Linked DNA regions of Homo sapiens: region 1 is linked to region 2. A link is a loop called in an ENCODE intact Hi-C map of the cell type or tissue named here. Cell type or tissue: B cell. All regions are shown on one strand. Each heading gives the region's core, and the rest is flanking DNA. Links, peaks and the distances in the headings are about the cores only.

Region 1 (4,397 bases), core at 183-4,182, 540 kb before region 2:
AAAGAATAGTTCCCTGAGGGTGTGAATTGTTTGTAAAATAATTAAAAGTCTGAAGAGGCCTATGTTATTTAGCATTCTCAATGTGGAAACAATGACATTCTAAAGTAAATGCCTCTTCTTTCTGCTTTCAGACTGCCTCCCTGAAACCCATCAGCCTGGATGGTTGCGTACCCGAGAATGCCACCTAAGGGGAAGGAACGGTAGATGTGATGTCTGTTTTTACACCCTTGATTCTTCTTGAAGCATCACTTAGAACAAGTAAAACTTGCTTCAGATTTTTATTTACTCCCTTTGAAGTTTTCAAAACAAAAGCATTAAACACATCAACCTGTATAATGCATGATTCAAATTCACTTGAAGTTTAATTGGACATTTGATGGGTTTTTAAAGACAATGTTGCTTTGATATTAGAACCTTTTTAGTAGACTAGTAATTGGAATACTAACATTATTTACTTACTAGGAAAATCTTTCTTTAACTGGCTTCATTTTATATACTAGCTGTGAAATCTCAGTTTTGATATTGGTATCTAGTAAGTATTAAATTATAGCTATTATATTTGTTTTAAATGTTTATGTATATACTGTGTAGAAGTGTCTGACACATACCAATCACACAGACCATATCTGGGAGGAAACACTGAAGTGGAAGAGAAAAGATTACCAAAATCTTCCATCCTGTGGGAAGAATGTTCTCAGTGGCCTCAAGCCATTTATTTATCATGGCCAAATCAGAAGCTATCTAATCATTTCTTTAGCACTGATTTATACAGAGCTCTGTTGAGAAGTGACTCTTCTCTTTGCAGTCTTTTTTTTTTTTTTTTTTTGGACACAAGATCTCACTCTGTCACCCAGGCTGCAGTGGTGCGATCTTGGCTCAAGCAGTACCTCCCACCTCAGCCTCCCGGGTAGCTGGGACCACAGGCTTGCGCCACCACAACCGGCTAATTTTTTATATTTTTTGTGGAGATGGGGTTTCACTGTTGGCCAGGCTAGTCTTGAACTCTTGAGCTCAAGCCATCTGCCTGCCTTGGCCTCCCAAAGTGCTGGGATTACTGGCATGAGCCACTGTGCCCAGCCTCTTTGCAATCTTAAGGGTCAATAGACCTCTTTTTGTAGAGTCAGTTATACTTAATTCATAATTTTAAATCCAAGAACTTTTTCTTAACCTCGTAAAATTTTAATTAGAACAATTAAACCATTTCTTTCTGTCCAAATTTAAGTAGGAGAATCCCAGCCTACCCTGACTTGTAATGCGGAATATCTGAAATTCTTATGATCTGTATTTTGGGGACTAAACTCCAAATGTTATGTTCTGTGTTCAGGAAAATCAAGTATGTGTTGTGGAACTCACAGGAGACAGTAGTAAGCCATGTAAAAGTATCTGTGGAAGCTTCTATAAATGGATATCAGGAGGTTTTAGCTTTCCCCTTTTGCTCTGGGAGATTGCTTTCCCTCTGAGAACAAAGAGGGGATATGGGAACTGACTTAAACGTCCCCAAGCAGTGGACTCCTACTAACGGAATAACTTACATCACTTTGTCTCATTTCCTCCCCGCGGGTTTCATTGTAGTTTAAAGACCCAGGTCTGTCTGGCAGCTGGGTCTCATAGATTAAATTTCCTTCTCAGTTCCAATCCTGGGTAGCTGTTTGCCCCTTAAGTGGTCATCAATCAGCATCATTGTTAAGGACTGTGAGTGGGTCAGGTTTTCTCACATTTGACCAGTGGGCTTCTTGGATAGACAGACAAACTCGTCTTCCCTTTCTCTACCTATCCCCACCCTATTTAGCAGTAAAACAAACAGAAATAGGCCTGTCAGATTTAAGGGGCATAATACCTTGAGAAAATCCCAATAAGAAATAAGTACATTTATTTCTAATTTGGCTAGAAATTAATGGTAAACACCGTTGTAAAAGTGGATCATGGTAGCCCAGGTTAGACTAAACTCTGGTGGATAGTATTCTGATCTATACATTAGAAATAAATTATGTCACATTATAGAATGATTTAAATATTGCATTTTTAGAAATAATAAGCTCTTAGTGCTGTGAATTTAATGGACGCATACAAGCTTCCATCTTAAGTCATAATTATTTTACTCAAAAAAAGTGAAGTTTCTAATAGATGCTCAGTAGAGGTCAAAACAGTGGTTTCTGTGGGGGAAGTAATGACCAGGAGGGGGCATGAGGGAGCCAGGTGGAGCCGGAAGTGTTTTCTGTCTTGATCTGAGTGTATGTAGTTCATGTTGTTGACACAGGTGGAGCTGTATGAAAAATTAATCAAGCCAAATTGCAAGATTTGAAAAGTTTATTATATGTAAGATATATGTTTACGGAAAAGCCTCTAAAAACATAAGACAATGGAGCTTTAAAAAAGGTTAGGTTTTACATCTTTAAAACTCATTAATAAGATACCAAATTCAAGAGATTATAGTTACATTGTAAAACGTAATCTTCTTTTAATAAAAGCTAATAATGACTGATGAATTACAAATGCACTTATTTATTGGTGATTACAAACAATACTTAAGAACTTAAGCAGCTTGAGTAGTAGTTTAAGCTAGACAGAGCAAAGAAAATTCTTGTTTAATATATATATATTTTTAATTCCAGTAATATTTTCTTAAATTCCTGTTAAAAATATAATCAATATTAAAGTCAGCAAAATGCCTTTGACTGACGCCTGGATTATTTTACCACTTAACCTGGTTACACAGTGATTTTTTTTTTTTTTCTGTCAGATGTAACTGACAACCAGTTTAGTCTTTCTTTAAGATAAATGAAGTGATAACTCACATTGCAGCATCTTGTGGAAAATATTCAAACTACATTTAAAATGCTTCTGTAAAATGGAGAACTCTATTGCTCCACAAGAAAATGTATATGTAAAACTACAGGTTGGCTATGGTAATAGTAACTAAACTACATCCAACCCTGAAGGTAGAAAAATCCCTGAAAAGAAATACACAGCCTAGTCATAGTATATCATATAAAGGTTATTTTCTTATTTTGAAAATTCTCCCAGATTTGGAGAAATCCAAACCTTTCCATAGTTCCCTTACTAGGCAGTGCCACATAAAGTTATTTAGTTAACATTATGATCATGGCTTACGATTAAATTCCATATGACAAACACTTATATATAGCAGCCGTCATTTTGGATGTTGGTTATGACAATATTTGCAGTTTGATTACAGAACACGCGTTCATTAAATTTGGTACAAAGCATGAACACTCAGGACAGATTGGCACAATACATGCAGTTCGAGAATTCTCTTATCATCTCAAGCCAGTCATCACTGAATAAGCCATAGTCCCAGTCTCGTTTTCCAAATCTTTCTCATATTGTAACTGACATTTAAAATGCTTCTTAAAACATCTTCCAGAATACGAAAAATACACTTTAAAAATCAATTATCTGAATGCATGATGGAAATGAGGCAGGATGGCAGAGCCAGTGCCAGCTGAGAACACATGAGGGATGGGGGGCAGGGGGAGCTGGCCCAGGCTCACAGTGCCCATGGCAAGTGGGGGTTCTTGCTGCTGCTGCCCCAGACAGCTTAACCTGTGGGGCAAAGATTCCCCAGGCCCCAGGGCAAGAGTGCTATTCCCAAAGGTATTTTGGGTAGCAGGAGGGGGCAGCTGCCAGAAGCCCAACAGGGGGGACAGGTCCAGAGAGGCAGGTATTGTTAGGTTCACAGCATCTGCAGGCAGCTCCTTGGGCAGGTTTACTTTACCAGCATTTCCCTTAGCCAGATCAAAACCTGGGTTGAGCTTTTGAGGTGACTGAGGCTCTTGCAGAGGCAAGTCCTCAAACAAACTGATATTGCAAAAACCTTTAGTATCTGCTTTGAGGGGCAGGCTTGCAAGTGGGGAGTATGAGGTAGAAGTGGTGTTGTACTTGTGATTGGGAAGGGGTGGCGGAGGAGAGCCAGGGGATACCGAGGGGTGGAGGGAGGCCAGGGACTCTGGCAGCGGCTGCATAGGCTGGGCGGCTTGTTCTGGGGGACTGAGGGTGAGGCTATGGACCTCAGCTGGCAAGCTACTTGCAAGCCCGTTCTGGGCAGAAGCTCCTAAAGGGAAAGGAGGCAAGGCAGCAGCCTTCAGTTGGAATGAAGGCGAGATGGTGTGGAAGGTGCTCAGAAGGTCTCCGGTCTGCAAGCTCTCTTTCATCAGCTCCTGTGAGTGGGTCTTCTTGGTATGCCGGGTGAGGTGATCCTTGCGCCCAAATCTCTGGGCACAGAACTGGCACAGGAAGTCCTTGCATCCTGTGTGGACCACCAGGTGGCGTCGCACATCCTTCCGGGTGTAGAAGCATCTTTCACAGTGGTCGCACTGGTGCTTCTTTTCCTTGGTTCCGCTAGGGGGCTTCTCTTCCGCATGGGCTTTGAGGTGGTC
Region 2 (4,397 bases), core at 203-4,202:
GTCAGCTTAATTTTTAAGTGCACAATCCAGTGGCATTAATTGCATTCATCACTATTTCCAAACATTTTCACAAAGAGTTATTTTTTGTAAGGGGAACAAAAGAGACCTCCCAAGTTGTCTGAGGTTTATTCTTATTTTCCTGTTACTAATCTTCCAGTTAATACATACGGCACATATGAACACTGACGTTTCATTAGAGCAGGTAGGAATAGCGGTAGGAATGCATCGGGGAGTTCATATTAGTTGGATCCACTGGATACATTTCCTGTAAACTTGTACTCCTCTGTCGATAGTCTTGAACACTCTCTTTTTATATATAATAAAAGAACTGGGCATCATTCCCAAATTTCTAACACAGCTTCAACTGTCCTTGAATGTTCAAGCCAAAGGAGATGGTGTTTTCAAAGCTTTTTTTTCCTGTAAGCTTAAGCAACACAGTGACTAATGTTTTACCTCAAAGTTAACTTACCTAGAAGTGTAACTAAAGCAAAAATCTGTGATTTTTTTCAAAAAAGGGATTATATGACATTCATACATTATTATACATGAATCAAAGTAAATATGACAGGAGACTTGTTGGAAGTTGTTTTTTCACTAAAACATCTTTTTTAGTGTAGCTCTTTTTGAAAGATTTAAAAATACTCAGTACATAAGGTATTTTAAAATAGGCTACCATGTTAAGAATTGTCTCATTTATTGTCTTTCTTTACACTATTGGCATTGTAGTTCTGTGGATTTTAAAAGTTGCTATAGATGAGATTTGAGAAAAATGATATTTAAATATTTGATTGGGCAACATTTTATTTATTTTTATTCTTTCAAACAGCCATTAGGACTTACAAAACCACTACACTTAATTACTTTCCCCCAATCTAAGGAAGTTCAAAACCATTAAGTAGTAGAGAAAAGTAAAGGGGAAAGTGAAAGACTGTTTTATTTGTATTTATTGCCATTAAAAGTAATGGCATAAACTGCAATTACTTTTGCACCAACCTGATAGGTTGATTTTCCTGAATGTCAGATTGTTTATCTTAGCACTGAGAAACAGCTATTTCTGGATCAGATCATCTCAGTCTAACTTTATCATTGAAATGCTATTAATTAGCAGAAGGATACATGTGCCTATGTTCTATAATTTTTTAAAAAGCTTAAATTATTTAGAGAACTTTTAAAGATACTTCTACCATAGTGTACCTCAATTTTTGTGAAAATATATTTATCACAGTGTAATCTGCTCAGCCCTCCAGTGATAATGAAAATTCACTCACTTAAATTCTGATCTTGGACCCAGACTTTGAAAATACTTCATGTCAGTAAACATACTTTGGATAACTTACGTTAACACTGCTGTTATGAAATGAAAACATTTGTGGGAGCTGAGTACATTGGATGCATGAGTGAAATTTCAGAGTTAGCATTCTTATTTCAAAAACGCTCAACTGGGCTGGGTGCAGTGGCTCACGCCTCTAATCCCAGCACTTTGGGAGGCCAAGGTGGGTGGATCACCTCAGGTCAGGAGTTTGAGACCAGCCCCGCCAACATGGCGAAGCCTCATCTCGACTAAAAAATATGAAAATTAGGTAGGCATAGTGGTGGGTGCCTGTAATCACAGCTTCTCGGGAGGCTGAGGCAGGAGAATTTCTTGAACTGGGAGGCAGAGGTTGTAGTGAACAAGACTCTATCTCAAAAACAAAAACAAAAACAAAACCCCACAAAGAACCATTCACTGTTACCTAAATAATGTTCTATTTTGGCAGTTAGAATCATCCAGATGTTTTAACTTTGGTTTAATTCTTGAAAAAAAAAGAAAGAAAAGAAATTGGTTACTGAGAAAGGGAGACGTTTTTCAAGTTCATCCATCCTTTCTTGGAACAGAGGGCAAAAGAGGATGTGTTGCAGAAGGAGGTGAGAGTGAAGATTCTCAAGGACAACATCAAGTTATTAGCTGCCAAGGTGCCCTCTGGTGGCCAGGAGTTGACGTCTGAGCTGAATGTTGTGCTGGAGAATTACCAACTTCTTTGTAATAGAATTCGAGGAAAGTGCCACACGCTAGAGGTATGCTATTATTATTATTGTTGTTATTATTATTATTATTATTATTATTATTATTTTCAGTGATGTATTTCTGAGATCCAAACTCTGTAATGTTTTGGCCATTTTCAAATCTTGGAGAAAACTTCTCTTTTCTTTCAAATTCTGGATTATAAAGAAAAAATAGTTCTTGGGAAATAGTTTGATAAAAATGAAAGAGGGGTTAAAAACAGGAGACCAAAATCTGTCCCTAATTATCAGAAGGTTCTTGGGCAAGTCATTTTGTATATTCAAACTTTACTTTTTTTATAGGTGCAATCCAGGTTTTCATGTAACAGATGATCTGTAGGGCCTATTCCAGTCCAAAAATTGCAGAGCACATTTCAAGCCTCTCTTTTGTTTTGTTTTGCCTGGTTGAGTACATAGAGAGGAATTATTTTCTTTTGAGTGGTGTCTAAAGTTCAAGAGTCACCTGAAGGAAAAATAGAACTTAAATATGTGACAGTTTTACTGGGTCTTAGATAAAATACCTTTTTTTTTTCTCCCTGGCCATTACACGTAAAATGTAGATGAGTCTATGAAATTTTTTTAAACTAAGAGTGAGGTTTTGCTTGTTTGTTTTTATAGTAGTATGACTTTTGTTATTGCTTGTTGGAAGATTTAAGAAGGCTTTCAATTTACAACAATTTAATTTACATTCAATTTGACGTAAAACAAATATTTGTATTGTGGCAAATCTTGAAATGGTAAAAAATGGCAACTGCAATATTTAACCTAAATTCATTCATTACTTTGATCATTCATTCATTTGTAAATTCATTCGTTTCTTGTTCTAAACCAATTTTGTGCTAAGATAAATATATATCATTGAGGCAAGTTAGTAAGAAAGCTACTTGATTTGGGATCTGTCTGCTTCTTGGAAGTGGTCTTCTTTGAGTCATTTTTTCTTTCCCATAAGAAAAGAGGTTGTGCTTGCATCTGAGCAGATTTTTGGTCTGCTTTTTGCTTGTGGAAATTGGGGGACTAGAACCTCTTTTCTTTTATTCTAATTCAGTGGCTGGAAAATTATGGCTGAGGATTTTGTTTTGTTTTGTTTGAGACAGGGTCTTGCTCTGTCACCTATGCTGGAGTGCAGTGGTATGATCACAGCTCACTGTAACCTCAAACTCCTGGGCTCAAGTGACCTTCCTGCCCCCGCTTCCTGAGTAGCTATGACTCCAGCCTTGCAATGCCACACCTGGCTAATTATTTTTAAATTTTTTTTGTAGAGATGGGGGTCTTGCTATGTTGCCCAAGTTGGTCTGGAACTCTTGGGCTCAAGCCATCCTCCTGCCTTGGCCTACCAAAGTCCTGGGATTAAAGGCATTAGCCACTGCACCCGGACTGGCTGAGGGTTTAAATCTAACTTGTAGTTTGGTTTTGGATACCTGGTTAACTGAGAATAGTTTATACATTTCTCAAGGGTTGTACAACACATACCCCCCTCCAAGAAGAATCTGTGATAGGAAGCAAATGTGTCCTCCCAAAACCTAAAATATTTACTGGCTGGCCCTTTGTAGAAAAATGTACTGCTCCTTGATCTGGTAAGCATACTTCATATGGAGAGTGGACCGGCAGGTGCCTTCACTCATTTATGTAAACCAGAAGATGCCTCCACTCATTCAGTACATTCAAGACGACAAGCCCAGGAGGCATCCAGCTGAGTTCTTTCTCCTAAACTTACCACTCAAATAAGTTCCTCTTATAATAAGGGATTATAAATTTATAAATGTTTCCACCCACTACACAACCCCTGGGTCCCTGCTCTGGAAACCTCAGAGGGGAATGAGTGATCAAAACCAACACAGTAAGAACAGTATAACTCCAGTTTTGGTAAAATGTGGCTCTCTTATATTGACATGTCCTCATGAATTTAGAAAAAAGTTGGGAAGGCTACATTGCAAACTTTTACATCAGTTAGCTCCAAGTTGGAATTGGGTGGGGCCCAGGAGATTTCAATTTTCTATGAAATTATTTTTTAAAAATTTACAATTGGGAGCAATTTTTTCATTTTGTTCAAAAACCAAACTTTTTTTTTTTTTTTTTTTTTTTTTTTGAGATGGAGTTTCACTCTTGTTACCCAGGCTGGAGGGCAGTGGCGTGGCCTGGGCTTACTGTAACCTCTGCCTCCCAGGTTCAAGTGATTCTCCTGCCTCAGCCTCCCGAGTAGCTGGGATTACAGGTGCCTGCCACCATGCCCAGCTAGTTTTTGTATTTTTAGTAGAGATGGGGTTTCACCATGTTGGCCAGGCTGGTCTTGAACTCCTGACCTCATGTGATCCACCTGCCTTGGCCTCCCAAAATGCTGAGATTACAGGTGTGAACCA

What was found. A loop is a pair of places that touch in the nucleus more often than their neighbours do. Peaks named below come from ENCODE experiments on the same cell type or tissue, not always from the same donor. Only the 100,000 strongest peaks of a DNase experiment are listed, where the experiment ranks them.
Region 1: it touches region 2 in a loop (15-fold over the local background); 2 of 110 quality-filtered maps call a loop at or near these places.

The regions. Positions count from the first base shown.
Region 1 is chr6:143,938,011-143,942,407 of GRCh38, forward strand. ZC2HC1B (zinc finger C2HC-type containing 1B) reads left to right here. Exons shown (of 8, transcript NM_001013623.3): 8 at 132-333. It overlaps PLAGL1 (PLAG1 like zinc finger 1), which reads right to left. Exons shown (of 8, transcript NM_001317162.2): 8 at 2,290-4,397. The coding sequence ends at 3,414. Among named protein-coding and RNA genes, the nearest start is that of HYMAI, 68 kb to the right of the region's middle. In B cell, for the core only: CTCF peaks have their summits at 2,169 (motif pointing right) and 2,372; a DNase peak (open chromatin) is centred at 2,191.
Region 2 is chr6:144,480,334-144,484,730 of GRCh38, forward strand. UTRN (utrophin) reads left to right here. Exons shown (of 75, transcript NM_007124.3): 27 at 1,876-2,055. Among named protein-coding and RNA genes, the nearest start is that of SNORA98, 77 kb to the left of the region's middle. In B cell, for the core only: a CTCF peak has its summit at 1,949 (motif pointing left); a DNase peak (open chromatin) is centred at 1,948; H3K27ac peaks cover 1,167 bases.